Regions from separate parts of the Mus musculus genome. Here region 2 is linked to region 1. A link is a loop called in an ENCODE intact Hi-C map of the cell type or tissue named here. Cell type or tissue: heart. All regions are shown on one strand. Each heading gives the region's core, and the rest is flanking DNA. Links, peaks and the distances in the headings are about the cores only. Region 1 holds the start of Gm52920 (a long non-coding RNA gene). Region 2 overlaps Etv6 (ets variant 6).

Region 1 (12,292 bases), core at 4,275-9,274:
TGTTCCTTCAGACTGAGGAAACAGAAAGACCATGCCACCCTTTAACAGCAGCTGTGGCTGGCGGGGGTTTTAAGCAGTTCCCCTTATCAGTCGCAGGCAGGAACCTACCCAACAGGAAGTTTCCCCAGAGTTTCCACCACAGGAAATTTCCTGGGAGGAAGCCCATGATGGGGAGTCCACCAGCCCCCACAGACACTTGTGAGCTGGCCTAGGAGAGTGGGCAGAGGAGGGGGGTATGGGGGAGGCGCCAAGGGGGAGATGCGGGGAACAATGGAGTATTTTGCTTCCTTTGGCCTTGGATTCCTCAGACACTTGCTTATTCACTGGCACATGTCCGCTTTCATCTCTGGGCCAGCAGCTTCACCCCCGGCCAGGCTGACAGTGGAGAGAAGGGGCCCAACCGGTACAGAGTACAGACTCTGCTGGTGACCTCAGCCTTCCCTTTCTGGCCTGACTCTTCTTCCATCCATCAAGCAGAATTTTTAAGATGAGATGAGACAGGTCACCACACTAGCTTAATACTGGTAAACATTTAGGTACCCATGATGCAAGCCCCCCCCCCGACTAAATCACTGCATTTTCATTAAAGCAAATGCTGGCATGGTGGCATATTATCTCCACGGGGAGTTAGCAATGCCCCAAGGGGGATCACTCCAAGTCCAAGTGTCCAGAAAAAACACCACACTGATCAGTGCACAGTTGAACGATGACCCACAAGGAAGCTAAGGAAATGGGAGGTTTGGGTTACTACATCAAGATTACATTTTAAAAGATCTGGGCCAGGTGTGCACCTACGGCCCCAGCACTCAAGAGTCTGAGCAGCTATTAACCCTAGGTGTTCCAGGCAAGCCTGAGTAACACAGAGAGACCTTGTTTCAAACAACACAATGTAAACGCCAAAGCCAAAAATTCATTTTTCCAACTAAAGGACATGTTTTTCATATGTAAAACACAAGCCTAATTCCTGTAAGCTACAGCTGGAGAGCTGCTTATTGGACTAACTCAGACAGTGTTTTGTTTTGTTTTGTTTTAATTTAAAAATTGTCTTTTTCTTCTAAAGGTCAGGGTTCAAAAAAAAAAAAGTGAGATCTGAGGTCCAGTGTGTTCCCTTCCAAAGTCAGTTAATTTATGTTTCTCTGTGTGCATAGTTGACATTCTGATGCTGGCAGCCTCTGCCGAAACATAAAGCAAGACTGCACGGAGCTGTAGTAAGGACACTCCTCCCCCTGCCAGGCCTCACTGTGGGCTTCCACTGTATTTCTGTTTTCAGTTTAAAAAATTAAGATACAGTTATAACACCAGGGGATAGGCTCAACTAAATAGTAATCCGGAAATTAATAGCTGTAAAAATATTTTTTTCCAAATATTTCCCCATGAATATTTTGCCTCCCACCTCCCTTTTTTGTTTGCTTTCATTATGATAGAGTCTCATAAAGGTCAAGCTGGTCTCAAATGCTCTATGTAGCTGGGACTGGCTTTAAACACCTGGTCCTCCTGCCTTCACCTCCCAGGTGCTAGGACTGTGGGCCCAGATCATCATGTCTGGAATTATGTGACAATGTGACAGACAAACCTGGAGAACCTTACGCTAAGTGACATAAGCCAGGCTCAGAAAGAGACGGATCACACGATCTCACGTGCACAAGGAATCCAAAATCATGACAGTCATAGAAGCAGAGCAAGACAGAGAGATAGAGAGAGGAGGCAAGGAAGATACTGGTTAAAGGCTCCAAATGCTGTCTGTGCTTGCAATCTCACGACTCAAGGCACTGAGAGGCAAGATGATTTGAGTTCTAGGCCTGCCTGGGCTACACAACAAGAGTCTATTAGAAACAAATCCAGAGACAGGTTGTGTGTGTAGGGGGCGAGACAGGAGCACGATCGCCAGCAAGAAATCTCTTGCACCAATATGGCGGCTTCAGTTCATTATAATGCGTTGTATACATGAAAATCCCTTAGAATTTTAAATGTCCTCCCCACACACAAACGTGAGCTAATAGACTCATTAACTTGCAGCCATTCCACTAAACACACACAAGGTATAAATATCAACAATTTCTATGTGTACATTAAAAATAATTAAAATTTAAAAGGAAAAAAATTGAATCACAGTTTCCAATAGGGATTTGGGGGAATTCAAGATAGGGCAATGCCACGGCTTTTTTTTTTGTTTACAGGACTGTAACAAAGTCAGGCTGGCATCCAAGCATCTGTGGCAGAAAAGAAGAGAACCAGCAAGAGAGAAGAGGACAATCCAACCTCTGAAGAGAAAAGCAGTCGTGAGAATGGAAACTCAAAGATGCAGTCTTGTGGCATGGCAACCTGCTGAAAGGGAAGCGTGCGCGTGCACGCGCATACACACACACACACACCCCTTCACTAATAACAAAGAAGAGCCTAGTCACTGTGAGTATCACAAGCATAGTAATAGCACCAGGCCCTTTTAAGACCCACGTTAAAGACATCCTTGGCACTTTCCTCCTTAAAAAAAAAAAAATCAATGCAATCCAAGCTCACAAGAATTTATTAATCATATAGCACAAGGCAAACAAGCTCTGTCCTAAGGAGTTCCCTCCAATGGGTGTTAAGAACACACAAATTACTGTAACGCAGAAATTCGTTCCTGTTCAGAGATGACCCACGGGTATGAACAGGGGATGTGTATCCCAGCAGAGAACGATGCAGATGGAATAAGAGACGGATGATCTAGAGCACTCAGGACAGAAGCTCGGGCTATTCAGACATGGACCAGAACGTGGTTAATTTTCAGCCCTAACGTGCTCAACCCTCCTCCTAATGCCAGAAATCCCCAAAGTCTCAGAAAGGTTCAAATGTCATGTGCCACCAAGTGGAGGCCTGGGTGCCGACGCTTCCAAGATGGATCCCCAGAGACAAGGTGGCAAGGATATAAAGAAAAGGCGTTTGGATGAAGTGCCCAGCTCAGGGATCAGGAGGGAAGGCATGAATCATGGGTCAGAAACCTGCTTGTGAACAGCACTGTGCTTCAGTTTTCCTTTAGAATTCTCAACACGTCCTTCATGTTGTCAGAATGGAATGAGGGTATGCCAGAGAGCCAAAGTGTCCTCTTTTTCCTCTTCCATGTCTTCCCTGGGATAGGGAGTCAGAGGGAAGCATCATGAATTCTAAGCCCGAATAAGGCCCACTAGTAGACAATAAACCAGCTAAGGGTTTCCAATCTGGTGGGGTTCAAGGCTTCTTTCTTGCTCACCCAGGTTTGGGGGGCATAGAGGGGTAAACATGGCTAACACAACTTTGAGTGTTGGTTTTCACAACCCTGATACGGTATCTGGAATGCTGTGAAAAGACTGGGCAGGCCACAAAGGAGACAGAGTGACAGAGTGACTTATTACACAGGAGCCAGTTGGTTTGCTTTGAGCCCACATTGGCCCATTCTCTCCTCAGGGTACGTGGAATAAAGGTCTGTGGGTAGCTGACTCCTCTTCTCCCCCCCCGCCCCCCCACCCGGTGCCTTTAGTTAATTGCAGCTGTGGTCAAGGGCAGGCAGCCAGAAGTCCCATAATGCACTCCTCCACAGGAAGTTCCCAAGATCTCTTCCTGAACAGGAAATTTCCTGTGGTCCAACAGACATTCCTCTCAGCACTTATCACTCTCTTACATTTGTTTTGGCAGATACTGAGTCTTGGGTAAGAACAACAAGAAACGGTTGGAGGGAAAGCTACCTCAGGGGGGGAAAAAGTTGCAGTTATTGTCAGGGGAAGAAACTGTGACAAAATTAACTCCTATCTCGAAGAAAAACAAATACTAGCAAAATGGACTCCAGAGATCTGACAAGCGTAAGAACGTAAATGCCACAGCTCGGGAAGGCAACATTTAAACTTTATTTGCGGTACAGAATGAAGGTATGCAGATTTATTTTAAGAGGCCCATTTCAAAGCATTTAGAGATACTTGCATAAAGGCTGGATTTTATAAATATGGCTTGAAATGACTGAGATTTTAAAGTTTTCCCATTTTTTTTTAAAACATATGATGCCAGGATATAATGTGTCTTTGGGAGTTAGTGTTTAGATCTCTGCCTCGAGGCACCACGTACCCTTTCTTGAAGAGGCAAGAGCTGCCCAAGGGGCATGAACACTTTACATTCTGGTAGCTTCTCTCTAATCTAGAATTACAGTAGATGGAACTGAATAAAAAGAAGAAAAAATACCACCACCACCATCAACACTACCACCACTACCACTACCACCACTACCACTACCACCATCACTACCAACCACCACTACCACTATAAACACCACCACCACCAAACTGAGTGCCGGGCCCTATTCCTCCCCTCTACTGCTGTTTACAATCCTTCCTTTAAAAGCTCTTCTCATGGCTGCCCTCTCACTTAGGCTTTTCTTATAGCTTCACTTTCCTCAGCTCCATGTATCCGCTCCCTGTGAGGGTTGCAAATGAAGCGCATACCCTCCCTTCTCTTTGCTGTCCTCAGACCACCTGTACTTCTACTTTCCTCAGATACCTGCCTCCTTTTTCAAATCAGTCGCTTCTCTCCTACGGGTGGGCCACAGACATAATAAAATCTCACCCAAATGCTTTGCGTTCTAATTTAGGGGTTACCAATCTGTCTTCCCCAGGGGAGAACAAGTCCCTTGAGGGCAGGAACAATTTTTTTTGTCTTTGCAATCCTAGGACAAAGGACTGTGCATGCCAAATAATAGCTAGTGGGTAAGGAAAGCCTGGAAGGACAACCTCAGAATTTTGTCCATGTATGGTAATAAAAAGCAAGGGGTTTTCTTTTCTTTCTATCATCAAATCCACAAACAGATCATATAAAATGAGCTAGTATCAGAGCACTCTTGTAATCCAGTCACAGCCGGTAAGGCCGACAGAAACTAAAGCTCCGTCTTCAATTCATGGCCATGTCTGAACTCCAGCCATAGTGAGATGCTTGATTGTCTGCCCCTATGGCCTGACAACCTTTCCCACTGGGCTTACCTAGCCCACTTAGCAAGTGTGAAGGCAGCCAGGGATATCTAGGGAAGCTCTGTCTCAACTCGCCCCCCGCCCCCCAAGGCAGTGGGTAAAGCTCTATCATGGAATTACTCCTTGACACTTTCTCAGTTTATGAAAATGAAAGAAAATTTGCAGATGCCAAAGCTGGCAATACACAGCCTTGGTGCATCCTTGACTGTTGTGGGTGAGCCCTGGATAAAGCAGTGAATGATGTGGTAGACTGCCCCATGAGAGATGATAGTTGTCTTCAGGGTCTGTAGACATAATGACGGTGTGGTGGTGGTGGCGTGTGTGTGTGTGTGTGTGTGTGTGTGTGTGTGTGTGTCTTTCCATGGTTTGATTCATACCTTCCTTGGTTGGGAATCAGAAGGTTTTGGCTTCAGATCCTCAGTCAGCCACTTAATAGTCTGATGCAGACACCAGATAAATCATTGTAGCCCTACTGAGCCCAGACTGTTTCCCCACCTTCTAAGTGTGAGCAGCACGACCCAGCTATGAGCTGCGGCTGGCCAGGAGGGCTGGGTGAAAGGGTAGAGGTAGTAAGAACTTAACCCTGAGATAAGAATTCACACATAGCAGGTGAACATTAACAGTAGCCGAGGACCAGAAGGTCAGAAACGGGACACCTCTCTCCTTTCTGCTGTGTGTGGGGGGAGGTAGTGCATTATAACCGTGGACCACCTTCTGGTCTCATCCCCCACCTTCTCTCAGGTGGCTGAACTGGAGGCCAGGGTGCTGCCTGTCATCTCTGTGAAACTGCATTTCAGTTTTGGGGAAAAAAAAACATAAAAGAATGTAGCCAGGGTAATGTGAGCATCTTCAGGCGAGGGAATGAACTTGCTCTGGCCACAGAGATCAAATGCAGGGTGTGACTTTGCTCAGCTTCGAGAGTCAGGGGCCGTTTCCTTCTCAACCAGCATTTACTTAGCTCTTACTCTGTGCCTAACCCAGCACCGTTTGACACTCACATTTTCCCTGCTCTGACTTAGACAACGCTGTGAAGTGGCTGACTCCACTGTATATACCTTTGTAGACTAGGGGTGGTTCTCTTTGTTCTCGGGAGTAAGAGTGGGTCTGGCCCATGCCATCGATAGCTAGAGATGATTAGGAGGGGTGTGTTATCAAACCTTAGTTCAGTGTGCTGGAGCAGATGTTTACCTGGGCTTCTTTGCCCCAATTGCCTCGGAGAGTGTCCTTTTTACCACGCTTCATCACCAGGGCAAAAGGCAGCTAGAGTGCTCCCGCTACCTGAGCCTCAGTTCCAAGGATGGGGACTGGGGCCAAGATGGTTCACACTGCACTGAGGCAATGCCACCACCAGGGCACAGATAGAACCTAGCCCTTGACCTTCGAGGTCTTCCCTAATGAATACAGGCTTAAATGTAGCAATTTCAATGTATTCTGATGAGCTGAATAACAGATCCTGCTGATCCTGCTTTATGTTTATGAATATGCTAAGAGGATCAGTTTGAAAAAAATAAAAACAACCTCAGAAAAATGTTTTAAAATAGATAGAGGTAGCTCAGTTAGTTCTACAGAAACCATAACACACACACACACACACACACACACATACACACACACACACACACACACAGTTCTCTTAGACTGCTGCTGGACACCACCTCTACACAATGAACGATGTGAACAATGTAGTATTCACACCATCTGCTAATGGAATGCCATGGGCCTTAAACGAATGTTATTGTGGTCAGTTCAATGGTCATGCAGCACATTAAGTTGTGTAAAATGATTTATTGAAGTTTTGTGGGTAGACACAATGAAAGTACATGGCTCTCTTCTTCAAGCATTTACCACCAAACAGGAAAGAGAAAGCAAATAAATATAACACTAAACGACTCTGCTGTCTACACCGAAAGGTAACTAGGTACCGTTTGTTTCTGAGAACCACCAAGGAAAATAATGACTCTCTTCTGCCATAGCGTAGACTCCAAACAATATCAATACCCAATACCCACAAATATTAAGAGATCTCTTCTTTCTCGTGCAGCCTCGTGATTGGCCAACGGTCTAGAAGTCAACTTGAAGAAACTAAAAACTCCAGTCCAACGAAGCCTACAGGTATGAAGAGAGGGGCCCCAAGTGTTGACCTCCCTGTGCCCAGGCTATCTCTCTGTCCCTTCATTCTGCAGCAAGCACCAAGAGCTATTTTTAAACCCCGGGCTCTAGACAGCTGAGTCAAGTCAGAATAAGATATCTGAGTGCAGAGGTAGCGGAGAGGCGCCAAGTGCCCGGACAGAGCTCAGGCTGGAAAACCTGCTTGTGCCCAAGCAGCTGGGTTGAGAGCGTGCTCTTGAGATCACAGAATGGCCAAAATAGCCCAGGTCTAAGGGTCAGGCAGGGGGCAGCTATATAGGAAGCATCTTCGATGTCTTTGAGCTTAACCAGCATCCAGTGCCAAGGGCTATTTCCAGCACACTCTCAGAGCTACTTCTATCCTCACACCCACACTAAGGGCCAGGATGGAGAGAGAAACAGAGAGAGAGAGAGGAGGTTGACGGATTGACTGAGCTTTACTGCTCGCTCCCTGACTTCCGTGGGTTCCCAGCGAGCTTCTAAGAAAGTAGGATTCAGCCGGCGTCAGGGCTGAGGCTATATTTATACCCTCGCAGCTGCCCAGTTGCTGAGCGGTTCACATTTACAAACAGCGGGAGAACAAGGCGTTTTCCAGAGGGGCCGTTTTCTCATGACAGTTATTTTAGATTTCTCTGGGATGAGCTCAGCTTCCACTTCTTTTTGAAGAAGGGGAAAGGGAGAAAGGAAAAGTGGGAGGCAGAGAAGTGGAGTAGGCGGATGTATCTCCCCGCTGTCCATACCACCCTGTGCTATTTTCTCCTATTCCACCCTTCCTGGCTTTCTCTGTTGGCCAGGCCTGGGGCGTGGACATAGCACAGGACTACACCAGGTAACAGGGAAGAGACTCAGTCCTCATCCTTGGTCCTGCTTCAGAGCATCCTCAGCGACAAAAGTGAGCAAACGAAGGCAGGATAAGCATGCCTGCTCCAAAAGTCCCAATTCCACACACTCTACGACTCAAAATGTTCCCTACATCTACAGAGTTTGCAAGTCTTGTAGCAGTTGTCAACGTGACAGGGCTTAAAAGCACATAGGAGACACACCTCTGAGGGTCTCGGTGGGGTTACTTCCAGAAGAGCAGAATGACCAACCCTCAATGTGGGCAGCAGCATTATCAGACTGAACAGTGACGAGAAAGTGAGCTAAACTGTCTCAGGCTCTTGCTGCTATACCCGCCCCCCGCCATGATGACCTGTATCCCCTCAACATGGGAGCCAAATAAAACTGTCCTTCTCTGAGCTTCTTTTGGGGGATATTTAACAAAGGTAGAGCTGACATGAGGCCACAGACAGGCAATTCCGCAGCTGACCTCAGGTGACCGTTGAAGTCCCGATGCCGGGAACTTCCATAAAGTATAAAATGGCAATTAGGCATTGTATAGAATACATGAGGCGGAGTTTGTGTTTCTACTTGTGTCTGTTCTCCATGATGTTTTATTGTATATATGCAAATATTTAAAAAAAAAATCTGGGAAAACCCCTCAAACTCTGAACCACTTCTGCTTCTAAGCAATTGGGATAAGCGATATTCAAGAGACAGAAACCATTTTGCTAGGTTCTGACCTGGGTCGAATCCTAGCTAAAGACAATAATAGCACCGTCCATTTGTAGGGTTAATATCAGTTCTTGAAACTCACCTCAAAGAGCCCCCTAATAAAGTTACTCGATGTCTAAGATCCCATGCCTGGTCCTCCTCTGCCTGGACCATGACGTGTTCCAAGCCCAGACCCTATAGTGACCTAATAGGCAGTGTTCCAAGTTCGATAAATGTATAAGTGAGCAAGACAGATATCTGTGCCTCAGTGACTGTGCCTTGCATCTGGAGATTAATTATACCAGATCCTTCCCAATGGAGAGCTGTGATAGCTAAATGAATTATCAGGTGTCAGGTGCCCAGGACAGGACCTGGCACCTGGTCCCCACTGAGTGTTTATTACCAAGTGTATCATTATCCACTATCCCTACAATATAGACCGAATTTGAACTAAAACTTAAAAAAAATGATAAAGATGAACTTCTTGGACCCAGACATCAGCTTCTCCACCCTGTTTTCGTCTCTCAGTCTGTCCTTCCCCACCTTTTCTCCTTTAGATGGTGGCCTTCAATTTGCCTTGTGAACCAGCAAGGTGACCTCAAACTCAAGATCCTATTTCATCCTCTCAAATGCTCGGGTTATAGTTGTATGCCACCACACTTGGAGAAAGTGTGAGAATTTGCTTCTGTGTTTTGAAGAATGGCACTTGCGTAGCCCAGGGTGCCCATCAACACTCTAACCAAAGCTGGCCTTCAATTCCTGATCCTTCTGCCCCTACTTCCTACGTGTGGGGATTCCATGTTTGTGGCACCGCACCAGCTACTTTTAAAAATGTAAATGTTCAGAGGCATAAACCTGGCCATTCTGCAGTGTGCGTCTCCCACCCCTCCCTTCAGCTCCCAGACATGATCTGTATCAAAACACTGTCCCAACACCGACTTAAACAAAAAGCTGCTGTTAATCATGACTTAAGTTCGCCTTTGAGAGCCTTCTAAGTCACTTACATACAAATAAAAGTTGATGCTCCACCAGCCCCCTTCCCTTCCCTCAGCAGCTCAGTTTGGTTTCACAGCAGACAGATGAGAATCGAGCACCATTAGCAGAGGAGACCCGACTCTGAGACAGGCATTAGCTTCAGCGTCACTCATCACTGAGTGGGGAGGGCTAACACTCGTGTGCCTGGCAGTGGGAGACCAGGAGTGCGCACCCACCCACGGGAGCCTCTTGTGCATTTTCTTCTCACCAGGTGGGAGCTGATTAAACAGGAGGGAAAACATCTCAAAGAAAGAGGCAGTGTACCGCCAACTGCTCTGGGCTGGGCCACCAGGGCCTTGGTTTCCAGGTTTTATACATTGTGTGTGTGTGTGTGTGTGTGTGTATACGCGTGCACACTCACGCATGTGTGTAGTATAGATACATATGCATATATGTATGTACATATGCATATACACGAGTATATGTATGTATATATACACACATGCATGTATATGTATATTTATATATGTGTATGTATACATAGTATTGCTTTATTTCCTTGCTGTGTCCAAATACTCTGACTTTAGGTTTTGCTCACATGTTTTCCTCCTTTGCTTTATTAACTGTACCACTTTCCTACACCAACTTCAGCACATTAAATTCTATCAGTGATGCCCGATCCCTGAGGCTGCCCAAACACCTTGCTTACCTATTTCCTAAAAAACTGAAGCTCTATTTTGTCTCAATATTGGAACTCACCCAAGAGACTGTGACCGAGTATGGCTGACATGGAACACAGGATTTGTTTTCAAGATCATGAGGTAGATTTGTCATGTCACTGTGGGTGTGGTGGCACACTTCTATAATCACAGTGTTTGGGGGTATTTGGGGGTGGGGGTGGATATGTGCTATCTCAGCTTTGAATGCTCTATATACGCTAAGTACTTTATTAATAACTCACAGAAGAATGCTTCATTGAAATATAGGAATTTAGTGTAAAAGTGAATACCTAGCTGGGTTTAATTCTGAGTTTTCCACTGACCTCTTTTAACCAAGGTTACCAACAAAGTGACAAGGACCTGCCCCTTAAGCCACAGCTTATAAGAATTCTATGTAATAAGTGGCAGGAGTTAAATATCTAAGGAAAGCCACCATCAATGCTCTTCATCAATAATGATAGTAATTTCAGTGGAGGAAGAGTCCCTGCCTCAGAAGTTCTACTTTGATATATGTAAGAACACGTGCATTTTGGGCGCTCTCCCTACGGCAGAGAGACTGTCAGAATTCATCAGGGGACCAAGTTAATTTTAGCTTTCTTCTCTTTCCCAAACTCCTGTAAAATAACAGAAAAGAGACTTTTGAGGAGACGTAAACCCACAAAGACAAAGACAACACAAGAAATAACAACCAGGCCTGTGGAGAAGAAGAAAGGGAACAAACCAGAAACATGGAGGCAGACCAGTCAATGGAGGCAGACCAGTCAGTTAGTGGTGGTCTATGCAACAGATCCAAGAAAGAGGAATGCTAACTGTCCAGTCATGACAGCAGAGAGGTAACTGCAGGTTCACATGGCAAGATCTTAAGGGGACGGGGGTTTGGTGGCACCAGTCACATCTGGAACACCTGGAGTCTGGGTTCCTTCCCTATCATGGCAGTTACAGCATGTGCTCTGATCCTAGCAGAACCAGACGGAGCTGACAGGAGAATCACTGGGTGGGGTTCACTGGGACTTTACAGACGGAGACCAAAAGAACACACGTGTGATGACCTCCTGTCTCTGTTTTCCCGCTGCTCCTCGAGGAAGTCAACAGACGTACACAGCCACCTTTGGGGAATCTGCATAGTCAAGCTCCAAATCTGCTGGCATTTACTTAATGGTGTCCCAATAACATGCACATGTGGGTCATCTTCTCCAGGGGTAGCCCAAAGATGACCAGGATTTTCAATTAGGGCCTGCGGCTCTGTTAACTTGAAATGGGGATAGAGGGACACAGAGCACCAGGTATTGAGTTAAAACAGAGTAGAGAGTAAACAAAAGCCAAACTAGAGGTGTATGTGTCCTGAACTCCAGCTCCTGGGAGTTGAGGAAGGAGGATGCATGGTCAAGGCCAGTCTGCGCTACACGGTTTAACCTGGTTTCAAAAATACCAACAAGAGAAGAGAGATTTGTGTGGGGAGAGGGGTAGAAGGTGATGAAGGAGAGGGCAGAGTGAGGGATAACTAACACTGTGGATGTTAAAAATGCCATATAGGAATCTACTGTTTTACAGGATTCATTGCAGTTTTACACTAAAAGAAGTTTAATTTTGAGGTCATCCAGCATGGGGGATAATGCTTTCCCCAGAAGCTATAGATTGCCAAGTAAAAGGCCCAGTGCTGGCTATGCTGTGGGACACTCCCTCCAGTTGTTGGCTGGGGGTACGCGAGAGACTCCCAAAACAATACAGGCTATTCCCACTGCTCTTAGTCACCCACCACATGCTGATGGTAAGACCCTAGTGCTAAAGACAGCATGGAATTTGGTCAAAGACAGAGAAATCAGGCTGGTACTAAGCTCTGAGGTTCCTCAAGGCAAGCTTTCATAGTAATAGCAGGTACTGCGTTGGCTGCCGTGGAGTGGGAAGGGTCACTGACGGTGACACCCAGCTGTGAACCAGTGGGCAAGAAAGGTCCATGGGGACAACAGTGTC
Region 2 (12,292 bases), core at 2,816-7,815, 81 kb after region 1:
TGACGATGATCATCAACTCACAGACTCAGGCCAGGCAGTCTGCTTTCTGGGTTCATTCTGTCACCTCCGTCACACCCCACAGCTCTAAAGTGAAGCCTCTAGAACTTGGCACTTCGCAGATTGCCACCCCACAGCTACTGAAACAAAACCTCAAGGCGAGGGCTCACACAAACGTCCGTACGACACCACTGGTGCGACTCTGACGGGCAACAGAGCTTGAGCGCCACGGCACTAACTGAAGCGTCGCTCCACATACCAGCTAAGTCACGTAGGGTATGAAACACTGCTTCCCCACAGGAATGGGCCGAGCCTAGTGATGGGCAAGGTCAGAACACAAGGAGCATCCATTTTCCTTCCTCTAGGGAGTGACGGAGGATTTGGTCCTGGAAGAGAAGGTCTCGATTTTCGTTGTCCGTAGAGAAAGCATTTGAGTTACCTGCCTTTAAACTGCACTGTAGGCAGGCTGGTGAGCAGCAGGTAAGGTCCTGGCTAGAACCAGAATGGATAGACCCCTTCCTAACATGCAAACATCAGAGGGTGGACATAGAGGGCTATATTGTACCAAACCTACCTATTAAAAAAATGAAACCTAAGAGGGACAGCGTTGCTTTTGTGCAGAGACTCTGACAATGCCTGGAGGGTGTGTCTGTGTTCGCTAGAGAGAATTCAATTATTCACACATGCATGACAGGGCCTCTCTTCTTCAACACTAGTATGCTGTGTTGAATTTAGCACCTTTCCTAAGGACAAGCAGGAGGGAACACAAGGAATGGAAACACACCTGTCGATTTCTCTCCTTGTTAGCAGTCCAGGCAAACGGCCGGCCGGACAAGAAACATTACTGGGTGAAATGAAACACTAGAAAGCACAGGCTTCAGTTTCTCATGCGCTCCCTGTCTCTAATGACCAGACTCACTAAGCCTGCCTTGTCCTGTCTTAGAGCAAACAGAAGCACAATGTTCAGAGTCTAGAATTTCCTGATGTAACCCTGCAATGACAGCATTCACAACTCTCACCGTCAAAGGTAACTCTGACCACCTACAAAAAGGCTCTGAAGGCTGATCCCATCTTAACCCACCAGGCCACGTTTCGACACCCCAAACGAATAACTGCACCTTCATGGTCAAGAAAGGAAGATAAGAAAGCTGCCGTTCCCTGTGATGTGTGCCAGCCATATGCTGGGTGAGAGGCCATCAGCACCGTATTTTAGAACCACTGCCTTCTCAACTCTAAACAGTTTGTGTAAGGCACATTTTTTTTTAACCTTGGTTTTACAGACAGGGAAAACGGGGCTTAGAGAATTTTAAGCCCCAGATCTCTTACGTTGCCATAAGATCTGAACACAGAACTGTCTTTCTACCCTTCTGAGCCCAAATCCCTTTACACCATGCACACAGAGACTCAGACACGGGTTCTTACCTCTGCCAGGAACTGTCTCGAACACTGCTCCCGCAGCTGATTTTGGGGACGGCTGTGCTGACGGCTCTTTGGGACTTTTCAGGCTATGCCTGAACATGCTAATAATATCTCCAGGTATCAACTCTTCCCCCTTCAGTAATCACTAATACAAATAACCGCCAGTTTTTGCCTCTCTGCCAAATCTGTACACACGGACACTGTCCCATTTATGCTTCTGATTAGTGATTAGCAGACCAGCATTTCCTGCATGGTGGAAGCCCGGGCCCTGGTGAGAAACTCCCTCACTTCCCGGATGGCTTAAGGCCAACAAGTCTTTGGTGCCCATGACCTTCCTACTTAAGGGAGGGAAGTCACCAATACCCTCTCATGAGAGAAGAGGGGAGACATCAGAGGTGGAACCATCTATCTCTCTTCCCTTTCCTGTTGCTCCTCCAGGCCCCTGCCTCAGCGTCACCGGTTTACTGCACTAACAACCTGTCATTGCCCTTCTCCCCAGTCTGGATATTTCCCGCAACACTACAATGTACCCAGAAAAAAAAATTAAAGCCACGACGTGCATGTTTGCGACTACAAGGAACACTGTTGTCCACAGACAAATGCATCTTTATCTAGAGCCTTGTCAAACTGCAGGCCAACTTACTTCATTACTGTTCGTTTGTGAGGGAAAAAACAAGTCCGTGTGGCTTTGGCTCCGTGCCAGAAAACACTACAAGCAGTTGTACTGATTTGAGACAAGAATGTCTCTCTTCGTATATCTATGCATAGCGCTTCTTGTCTCTATCACATTCTAAAGCTAAAAGACCAGTATCCTCCATAGGTCTAGGGCCTGCAGCAATGTCTTCTATGCACCTCATTGCTCAAAGGTTATAAGTCAGAGAGAGCAAGGAGCATTGTCCTTTATGGAAGGACAGCTTTGCGGTGCTACACACCTGCAGACTCCAGGAACAGTCCTTAGGATCATGTCAACTTCTTCCGTGTAATCTTTCAACTTATTTGATTTACTCTGCTCTGCCCCTGGTTGCATGCCAGTGAAATCATACTCATGATCCTCAGAGACTCCCCCAAGCAAACACCAACTCTCCATACAGCCTCGGTTGGCCTCAGGTAATTCCTGTTGGAATGACTTCCAGAATCACAGGTCCCAGGTGCCAGAGGCCCTCACAAAGATGAGAGTCACAAAAACTCAAAAACCAATTCCTGCGCAGAACACAGGTCTGAGCACCACACCGCTTTTGTGGGTATGACCCACACAGCCACTCAGGGGCCCTGCACTTGTTTGTGCTTGTTGTAATGTTCTGTTGTGGATGTCCTAAAAATTCTTCATCATTTTTAAACACAGAGACTTGCAGTTTGCTTGGGTCCCACCAAATAGGCAGCTGGTCAGTTTCTTTGAACCATCTAGCAAGTTGGGGAAGCAGCAGGGATATGCTCGAGCCTGCTGGGAAGCTAGGAACTGAGGTGAATAAGCTGGTTCGCATGGGGGTAACACTGGGCCTGAAATGTGGCAGACCTGCCAGGACTGATGGGGAACCACAAGGGCCTCTCAACGGCACAGAATAACATGTACCCTGAGGCACCACCTCTCAAAAAAACCTCCCTGAATCTTTCTAAAATCCTTAACTATGGCCTTGTTCAATTTCAGTCATATTCTCCCTCTCTCTGAAGCATGGTAGCTTTCCCCCTTCACAGGCATTTGTCTGTAGGGTGGCATTCTGTTTGTTTGATCTGTTCAGCTGGAGCTAAAAAGAGCTGTTCGAACACTACTTCCAGGCAGTTCCCCAGAGGCCCAAGTGCTTAAGTCTACTGTCTGGAGCCTCCACAGGGTTCAAGGTCTGCTACAATAGTTGAGGATGCTCAGAACCAGAAGCTGGGACAATCTGGGGGCCACTCTACATCACAGGCTAGAAGGTGGAGGCAAACTCCCAGTATATCCTCTATGAAGCAATCTCAGAAAAGTATGTCAAAGAAGTCAGTACACAAGAAGGTGGTTTATTTCCCATGATTCCGTTTGCCATACACGAGTGTGTACTCCTGTGTGCATATGTGTGTGCACATGTGTTTGTACATGCACACATGTACACAGAGAGACCAGCTCATGCATGGACAACTAGAGGCCAGAGGCTGAAAGGGGCTCAGTCCCTTCCAACCTTATTTATTGAGACAGGGTGCCTCACTTAAGCTACGGCTCACTGAGGAGCTAGCTATACTAGCTGGCCAGTGAGCCCCCAGACTGGCCTGTCTGTTTCTGGAACTACATGGGTGGGGTTTTCATATGAGCTCTGTTAATACAAACTCAGATGCCTGCATGGCAAAGAGTAATTTACCACTGAACCATCTACCACTTGACACTGTTTCTTTGAGAGCTACCATAACTGTTCTATGAGCACCTGCAGGCACATGGGATCAAGACTTCTATTAATGTTCTTGACATCACAGCTAGAAATGGTTGGATGTGCTTTACTCAAAAGACACAGACACACAGACACATCCTACAACATACTGTAGTATATCGGGGCAAAACAGCTATCAAATAGAGCAATGATCTATGTACTTAGTAGACATAAGTACTCCACAGTGCCGAGCTTCCTGCTTGTAACTACAGTCTATCTTAATCCCAGCTCATGGCCTCTCCTCCAGAACCCTGAGATCAGCAGGAAGCAGATATGTTTTATGGGCTATGTGTCATTTAGTGCCACCTGCGCATCCTAGTAGGTGATGAAAGAGGGGAGCTGAAGCAATCAGCATCAAAGCCGAAGATGCGGCTGGCTTCCCTCCTGATCTGGCCGCTCTTGGGAAAGCGAAGTCGGTTGCTTGATTCCTGGTAAAAGGGAGAAAATGTAGCCCTGCAGACTACTGGAGCACAAGAGCAATGCCAGCATACCGTGGACAGAAAAGAGACCAAAAGGCCAACAGAGGCTTCTCTACACTTGGGGGATGCTATCTGTGTCCCTGGATGGCTCCAAGCACCCTCAACCTGCCTTTTCAAACACTTGCACAAATGAGGATTGTTGCTTCCCAAACTGGCCCTGGCCTGGATGGACCCTTGCCATCAAAATCACCTAGTTAGTTTAGTCTACAAGGTACCTCTCCATAGCCGGAAGACTGGGATAAATGGCTGGGCAGTTTATTAACTGAGTATAAGAGCTTCAAGGCCACTAAGGTGCCCATGGTTCTGATGACTAGAAAATGGCACCAAATCACACAGATCCACGAAACAATAAGCATAGCCATACGATGGCTCCAGTGATGGTTTCACCCTTCATATAAAAGAAAAATGAGACAGTGACAGAATTGGGGGGAAGCAGGTGTGATCCCTTCTAGGGCACATGACAGAGCAACGGGGACGCTTTAGATACCCAGAGACCGCTTTGACGAGCATCCAACAGCATACAGAGTATTCCTAGAACCAGAGAGGAACCAGTTCCATTCTGCCCATATCCACCAATTTCCTAAAATCAGGCAGTTTCTTTTAAATACTAATACAAACACCAGTGTAGATGTGAGCATGGCATAAGAGACTCAGCCTGGTCAGGTGGTCTTAGTGGGGCCTAATAAAAAAAAAGCCTTCCTACTCCATCACCCTGTAGCCATGATCTCCACGTATTTGGTTTCAAATCATCTTTGAAGACAGGGTAATGCTTTTCAGTGACAGGCCCAGAGAACTTAGCAACTTCCTTCTCACCAAGCCTGCAAGCTCACCACTGTAAGTGGAAGGAAGCAGCTCTCTCCAAAGCTCTCCTGCTTGTTAGGGCAAGAAGCTATGGAGTCCTTACTGATCACTGTAAGGAACTTGATTCAGTGACTCAGCAGCCTGATAGATGTGCTCCAATGTGGGATGGCTTTGTGGGCAAAGATGCCTGCCAACCAGCCTGACTACCTATAAGGTCAATCTCTGGGTCTCATGGGATTTGGAAAGGAAGAACCAACTCCACAAAGTTTACCTCTCATTTCCATGTGTATTATGACATGTATGTTTACATAAACACATACATACACACATACTATACATACAAACATACATACACAAATACATATACACACATACAGATGTATACACATACATGCATAAGTATAATGGTGTGTAAAAATCCTTATATTGTATCTGCACATCCCATATCAAACATGTACATTAAAAGCTTTAATAAAAAATTTTGTTAAAAAAAAAGGGAATTCTCCCATTTGGGTTATTTTGCTTCAATTCCATCTCCAAATTTTAGGTATATTTTAAAGATCCTAACTTCATTACTTTCAAATATCAATATCACACTGTGAAATGGTGAGAAAAGCTATAGAAAGAAATCAGCTGTCAGAAACCTTCCATTTCAGACCATCAAAACTCCACTTCATCCCAAAAATAAGAAAAATCATGGCTGCCCTTTTAAGGCTAACTCTCTTTGGGCAGGGAGAATGAGGCCGGAATCAAAGGGACAGAACAGCCACTGAGCAGAGCTTAGGAGAGGCAGAGCTGGGCTCCAGGCCCAGAAGACCACTTGTCAGTGATGTGACTGTGGGTATGTTTGTTACCTGCCCTCCCCAGCTTCGGTTTTCCTTGCCCTTTAAAAGTACTTCATCCCCTATCTCACAGGACTGTGGTGAGTAGTGTAGATGACACTGTGTCTATAAACGTCATGACAGTAAACAGCAGTTCCCATGCTTATTTGCAATGTGCCTCTTCTTCAGTTTTAGTTACCTGTGGTCAGCTGTTGACCAAAAATGTCACATGGAAAAATCCTGGAATTAAGTAATCTGTAAGCTATGTTGTTATAATTATCTTATTATTCATTAATATTTTACTGTGCCTCATTTACCAATTAAAAATATTTACAGGTATATTTGGAAGGAAAAAATAGTCACTTTATTTCAGTGACCCAGACAAGCACAATATCTGATGCTATTGGTGTCTTCAGGCACCCACTGTGGGTCTTGGGACAGTGTCTCCAAGGAAAGGGTGACTGGTGCCTATCATGAAGGAGCTCTAGTCATGGTGATCATTTTGTTCCTTAGACTTTTCATCATCCTCAAAGTAAGAGTCAAGACAATCATACTCTGGACTCAAAAGCTCTAAGAAAATGAGAAGGCTCAATTTCATAGTCCTGTTGACCAGACAGACAAGGAAAGATAAATAACCTACAATCATAATACTGCCATTTCCAGTCTATATGCTTATAGAGTCATTTAAAACAATTTCATATCACTCCAAGAATTCCTAGCAGCATTGTACAAGACCGTGGCTTCATCATCTAACTTCTATGTTATATTTATTCATCTTCAAACTGGGTCAGGCCAGGCCAGTTTCCCATCTCCAATCCACCTCCCACAGGCCACAGTCGACTTCTTTATACTCAGAACTGCCCTTCAATATATTCATTGCCTTCTAACAATCCTTGTGGCAATCAAACCCACAAGCATGTCTTATTGCCCTCTGTTCCAGCCTCTCACATGACAGATTCAAATGTCCCCTTCCCTCTCCGCCAACAGGTCTACTCTGGTCCCTCTCATAAAGTCAATCCCTTACTCTTGACCTTGGGTGGCAATCTACCTACACATCTACAAGTGTGTTATATCACTGGCTATTTGTTTCCCTTCCAATTATAATAACTTACCTGCATGGTGTCTCTACAGCTGGGCCAAGAGTCACGTCTTCCCTACCTTAGCTTCTTGTCTCTTGGGCCTGCGTTAAACTACACATACAGTAGGCAGTCCAGAAAGTCTTACTGAATTATTTACTTAATTGGTTAATTGGTTTCAGCAGGCCTCTAATCAAATCTATGCTCGGAGAGGAGAAGCAGGACTGGGTCATTAGGCAATTCATTATCACAATATCTTTGATTAGTCAGCTGTCACTCTGGTGAAGCCAGCAAGTTGAAGGGAAGCTGAAGGGATGCCCAAGACTGGTGGGTACTAATCAGAGCTGAGGACAAGGAAAGGCAACCCTGGTCTACCTTTGCCTGGGAACACGGTCCACTGCCTCATCTTCCCTGACCTCTCTCTTCCTTACCAACTACTTGCTCTCATCACCAATTTTTTATTCATTTACTCAGCCATTCCATAAAAGTGGTATGCGACTCAAAAACGCAGCAGCAAGCCAAATGAAGTCCCTGACTTACATTCTATTCTAGTACAGGGCTTCTCGGGCTCTGTCTAATGAATCATCCAGGATCTTGCCTAAAGCACAAGTAGCCTTGGTAGGTCAGGGAGGGGCTGAGACACTGCCCTCCAAATCCACTCCCCACTGCTGCTGCTGCTGCTGCTGCTGCTGCTGCTGAGAACACGCCACTCCGTATTCTCTTCATCACAAGGTTCCAGGCAAGGGCACTGGCTCCGAACACTGGCTGCGCACAGGTGTCATCTTGGGGTATGAGGAAATGCTAACACCTAAATCTCTTCCCCCAGTGTCTCTAGTTGAATGTCTGCCGTATAGTGTGGCATCAAGACTTAAGCACCATCCAAGTCATTTCCAACGAATACCTGAGGTGGATAACCATTATCCTACTGGGAGGACAGGCAGAAAAACAAGTATCGCATCTGGTAAGAATTCTGAGGAGAAACAAGGGAAGGAAAGCAGCGGGGAGATCCAGAGTGCGCATGACTCTGTATTAGGAGGTTGAAGAATACCTTTCCTGGGGAGTGAGGGGGTAGGGGTGGGGGTGACCATTTGAACAGACGCCTGAAACTAAACTCAAGGAATATGGCACGTAGTTATTTTAGCTCTGTGAACTACAGCACGTAGAGGCTCTGAGGCCAGAGTGTGCTTGGTGTGAAACAGTAGAAGGGACTAACTAGTAGGCACAGCCAGTAGATGCCCATGGAAACAGAGGCTTACAACTACGTAAAATACGTTACCTAGTCTCAAAGGAAAACCTAGACAACATGAAGAACTCTGGAAAGCCTGAGGCAGGAAGAGCCTAAGCTCCAGTCCAGCCTGAGCTACCAAGTGAGACCCTGTCTCAAAGAACAAAAACATTTGAAACAACAACCAACTGAAGGAGTTTAATACAATGACTTAAATCTTTTAAAAAAAATCCTAACATCCTAATTATCAAACACAGATAATCAAATCAAGTGTCAGCTCATAAGAACTGAACAGAGAAATACTACCATTCCACTTACCATTCAGAGGTAACTGAGCAGATCCCAGGGAAAGCAGGACCATTTCCTAGCATCACAAATCTGCGTGTCCCAGCCGACTAACTTCAAGATCTGCCCCCTTCCCAACATCTTTAACCACCTATGGAGTTGTTCTACTTTGTACTCCGCACATGCCCCACATCAGGCAATAAAAAGAAAGAGTAGTGTCAGAGAGGGAAAGAGCAAAGTAAGGGGGTCGGGGAAGCAGCCAAGGAAGCAAAACTAGAGAAAAGACAGACATGCTGGAGACCGCTGGTCAGCAGTGGATGCCCACTCAAGCCAAGAGACATTCGATGTTAATACCATGTCAACCCTGCTAGGTCAGAATAATCCATAGTTGAGCCATTACCAGCCAGACACTTCTATAAAGATACTTTTTGTTGGTGTAATGAACATCAAAATCAACAGATGAATAGATTTGTTTTGTGGTACTAGGAATTCATAAACTCAGGGTCTTGTACAGGCTAAGCAAGTATTATACACCTTAACTATCTATAGCCCCAACTCTAACTGGCAACATTACTCTCTGTAATATGGGTAGGCTGCACCCAACCAGTGGACGGTCTTGAGAGATGAGGACTTGAGGTCCTCTGAGGAACAGGGAGTCCAGCCTTCCAGTTGCCTTTGGACTTGAAGTTACAACATCAACATTCCCCTTACTCTCCAGTCGTCCAACACCACCAGGTCATGAGATAATCCTTTAAGAACCAACTTCTGTGTCCATCAATCTCTCCTTCTCTGTACAGGTACGCACACACACACACACACACACACACACACACACGCACACGCATGCCCACATGCGCGCACACACATACACACCTATCTAATCTACTGATACCAATTTCAATAAAAGTCTGCTATTGGTTCTACTTCTCTGGAGAATCCTGACTAATCTAGGGTACAACTGATAAGTCTTTGTGATATTTGCCAAGGTCATGTCTGTAGGAAGGGATGACCCAAGGCCACCTCCCACCACTGTAGCTGACATTTCATCAAAAGTCACTGATCAGATTAAACTGCTAAATTCCAAGCATATATGGAATGTTATCTACTGCACTTATATACTTTAAGACAGATTAGAGGATGTAATAAGGCCTGGGCACAGCAAGAAACATTCTTCACTTTCTCTGGGTGCCAGGTCTCAAACCTCCACCTGAGGGCTAAACAAAACTAGGGGGAAAAAATGGAGGGAAATTACCGTCACTGATATCAGGCAACAAAACGTGGCAGAATGCTGGCTGGAGCCTAGACCAATAAGCAGAAAGTGGGGGAGGGGAGAGAGTAGAAAGTGGTCAGAGATGCAATCCCACCCAGAGAGGCTGTGGGGGAACAGTTGGGCAACACTATTCATGTCTTCCTCCAAAGTGCTGACCCAGATGCAAGGAAATGACATAGCATCAGGACTTCTGAGGAGTAATCCTCTATATTCATGTTTAAGTCACAGGACTCAGGAACATCCTTCCATTGCTGGTGGGATTGCAAGCTAGTACAACCACTCTGGAAGTCAGTCTGAGGTTCTTCAGAAAACTGAACATAGTACTACTGAAGATCCAGCAATACCCCTCCTGGGCATATACCCAGAAGAAGTTCCAACTGGTAATAAGAACGCATGCTCCACTATGTTCATAGCAGCCTTATTTATAATAGACAGAAGCTGGAAAGAACCCAGATGTCCCTCAACAGAAGAATGGATACAGAAAATGTGGTACATTTACACAATGGAGTACTACTCAGCAATTAAAAACAATGGATTTATGAAATTCTTGGACAAATGGAGGTACCTGGGGGATACCATCCTTAGAGAGATGACCCAATAATAAAAAAGTCATTAGATATGCACTCACTGATAAGTGGATATTAGCCCAGAAACATAGAACACCCAAGATACAATTTGCAAAACACAAGAAAATCAAGAAGAGGGAAGACCAATGGGTGGATACATCATTCCTCCTTAGAATAGAGAACAAAATACCCATGTAAGAAATTACAGAGACAAAGTTTGGAGCTAAGACAAAAGGATGGACTATCCAGATACTACCCACCCGGGAATCCATCCCATAATCAGCCACCAAACCCAGACACTATTGCACAATGCCAGAAAGATTTTGCTGAAGGGACTCTGTTATATCTGTCTCGTATGAGGCTATGCCAGTGCCTGGCAAATACAGAAGTGGATGCTCACTTCTATTTAAGGGGAGGCTAGTGACCATATCCCCTCCCCAGAACCATCTGTCCTAAAGTCTCCCATAGAACTTCTACTTGAGGCCCAGGGACTGTAGGTGCCAGTCAGAGGGCATTTTTTCAAATAACTTAGACTTTCTAAGAAGAACAATAATGTCCACCAGCAACTTCCATTAGTTTGGATCCTCTAACTAAGAGGATAGGGCCTCAAGATAACCGGCATGTTTTAATGATAGCAACAGTTGGGGGGGGGGGGGGGGTTCAGCAATTAAAAGCACATAGTGCTGTTGCAGAGGTCCTATGTGTGGGTTCCGGTGCCCACATCAGGCAGCTCATTAACTGCTTATAACTCCAGCCCCTTGGGATCCCATGCCTTCCTCTGGCCTCCATAGGCACTGTGCTCGTATGCACAAATACCAAACACATGATTCAAAGTAAAAAACATTTAATAATAAAATTATAATACTAGCATTAGCCGGTATCTGGAGCCTTTTATAGATCGTACCAGGCTTTTAAAGGCTCGGGGAGAGATTATGAACTCAAACCTGTTCCTGTAACTCTCTTGCCTTCTATTCACTCCACAGTGAGAGTAATGACTGTGGCAGCCACCCGAGTGGTTGTGACACCGGGACGAAACAAACAGGTATAGCACTTGGCTCTGTATCTGTCACATGCTGACACATAATAAATAAGGCTTGGTGTCTGCTTCAATCCCAGGGGACAGGAGCTCAGGGAAGCTCAATAACTCTTTCGTGACAAGCAAAACCAGGGCTTTACACAGAAGGCGTGCATGGAACAGCAAAGGTAAGAGCGGGCACGTGCATTGGGAGGGGATGGATAAACGTGTCTTGGTACTGTGGAGGCATCTGAGGGGCCAAAAGACCCATGGGGTTTCAGGGGGAACAGACAGTAAGAAAGCACGAGTGCCCACAAAAAGAAGCCTTTACATCAGAAAGTCACGACATCTTTTCCATAGCCCAGGCCAGACTCATCCATACACCTTTGTCATAGCCAATTAACACACTGCAGGCCTCCTAACCTAAGGACATTCTGCAAATCAACTGTGTGGCGTAGCATGACCTGTGAAGTATGCAGAGAAAGGGCATGCTGGGACAAGGTGCCTGGGAGGATCACACCAGAGGGATGCACATGTGGAAGGGGGAGGGAAGAGAAGAATGAGGAAGAGGAGGACAGGAAAGGGGATGGGGAGAGGAAGAGATCAGAAGGAAGTGGTTTATGTGCCCGTGTGAGCCTGCAGGCCCCAAGTCTGCAGGGAGGGCCAGCAGGCTGAAGGGCCAAGAGCCAACCTTGCCATCTAAGTCACAAGGTGACAGCATCCCCTCTTGGTCCTAGAGCTCAGTGTTCTCTTCTGTTCAAGCCTTCAACTGATGTACAAGGCCTGCCCACACGACCATCCACAGCAATAATTCACAAATATCTATGCAGAAACGCTCACAGGAATGTTTCTTTTATGACAACTTGCCCAGCCAAGTAGACAGAAACCAACCACCACATAGGCTGGGATGTCTCAGCTTCGGAGATCTCACACCGCGGAAACCTG

The links. Peaks named below come from ENCODE experiments on the same cell type or tissue, not always from the same donor. Only the 100,000 strongest peaks of a DNase experiment are listed, where the experiment ranks them.
Region 2: a loop joins it to region 1, with 2.1 times the contacts of the local background. A loop is called at or near these places in 1 of 42 quality-filtered maps.

Annotation. Positions count from the first base shown.
Region 1 is chr6:134,177,783-134,190,074 of GRCm38, reverse strand. The region is part of intron 2 of Etv6 (ets variant 6); the gene reads right to left. Gm52920 (a long non-coding RNA gene) reads left to right here and starts at 3,562. Exons shown (of 3, transcript XR_003956529.1): 1 at 3,562-3,665; 2 at 7,009-7,079; 3 at 10,950-12,292. In heart, for the core only: a CTCF peak has its summit at 6,303; a DNase peak (open chromatin) is centred at 7,374; H3K4me3 peaks cover 1,060 bases; H3K27ac peaks cover 4,647 bases.
Region 2 is chr6:134,095,475-134,107,766 of GRCm38, reverse strand. The region is part of intron 1 of Etv6 (ets variant 6); the gene reads right to left. Among named protein-coding and RNA genes, the nearest start is that of Gm46978, 9.5 kb to the left of the region's middle. In heart, for the core only: no CTCF peak of the experiment used is centred there; no DNase peak of the experiment used is centred there; H3K27ac peaks cover 214 bases.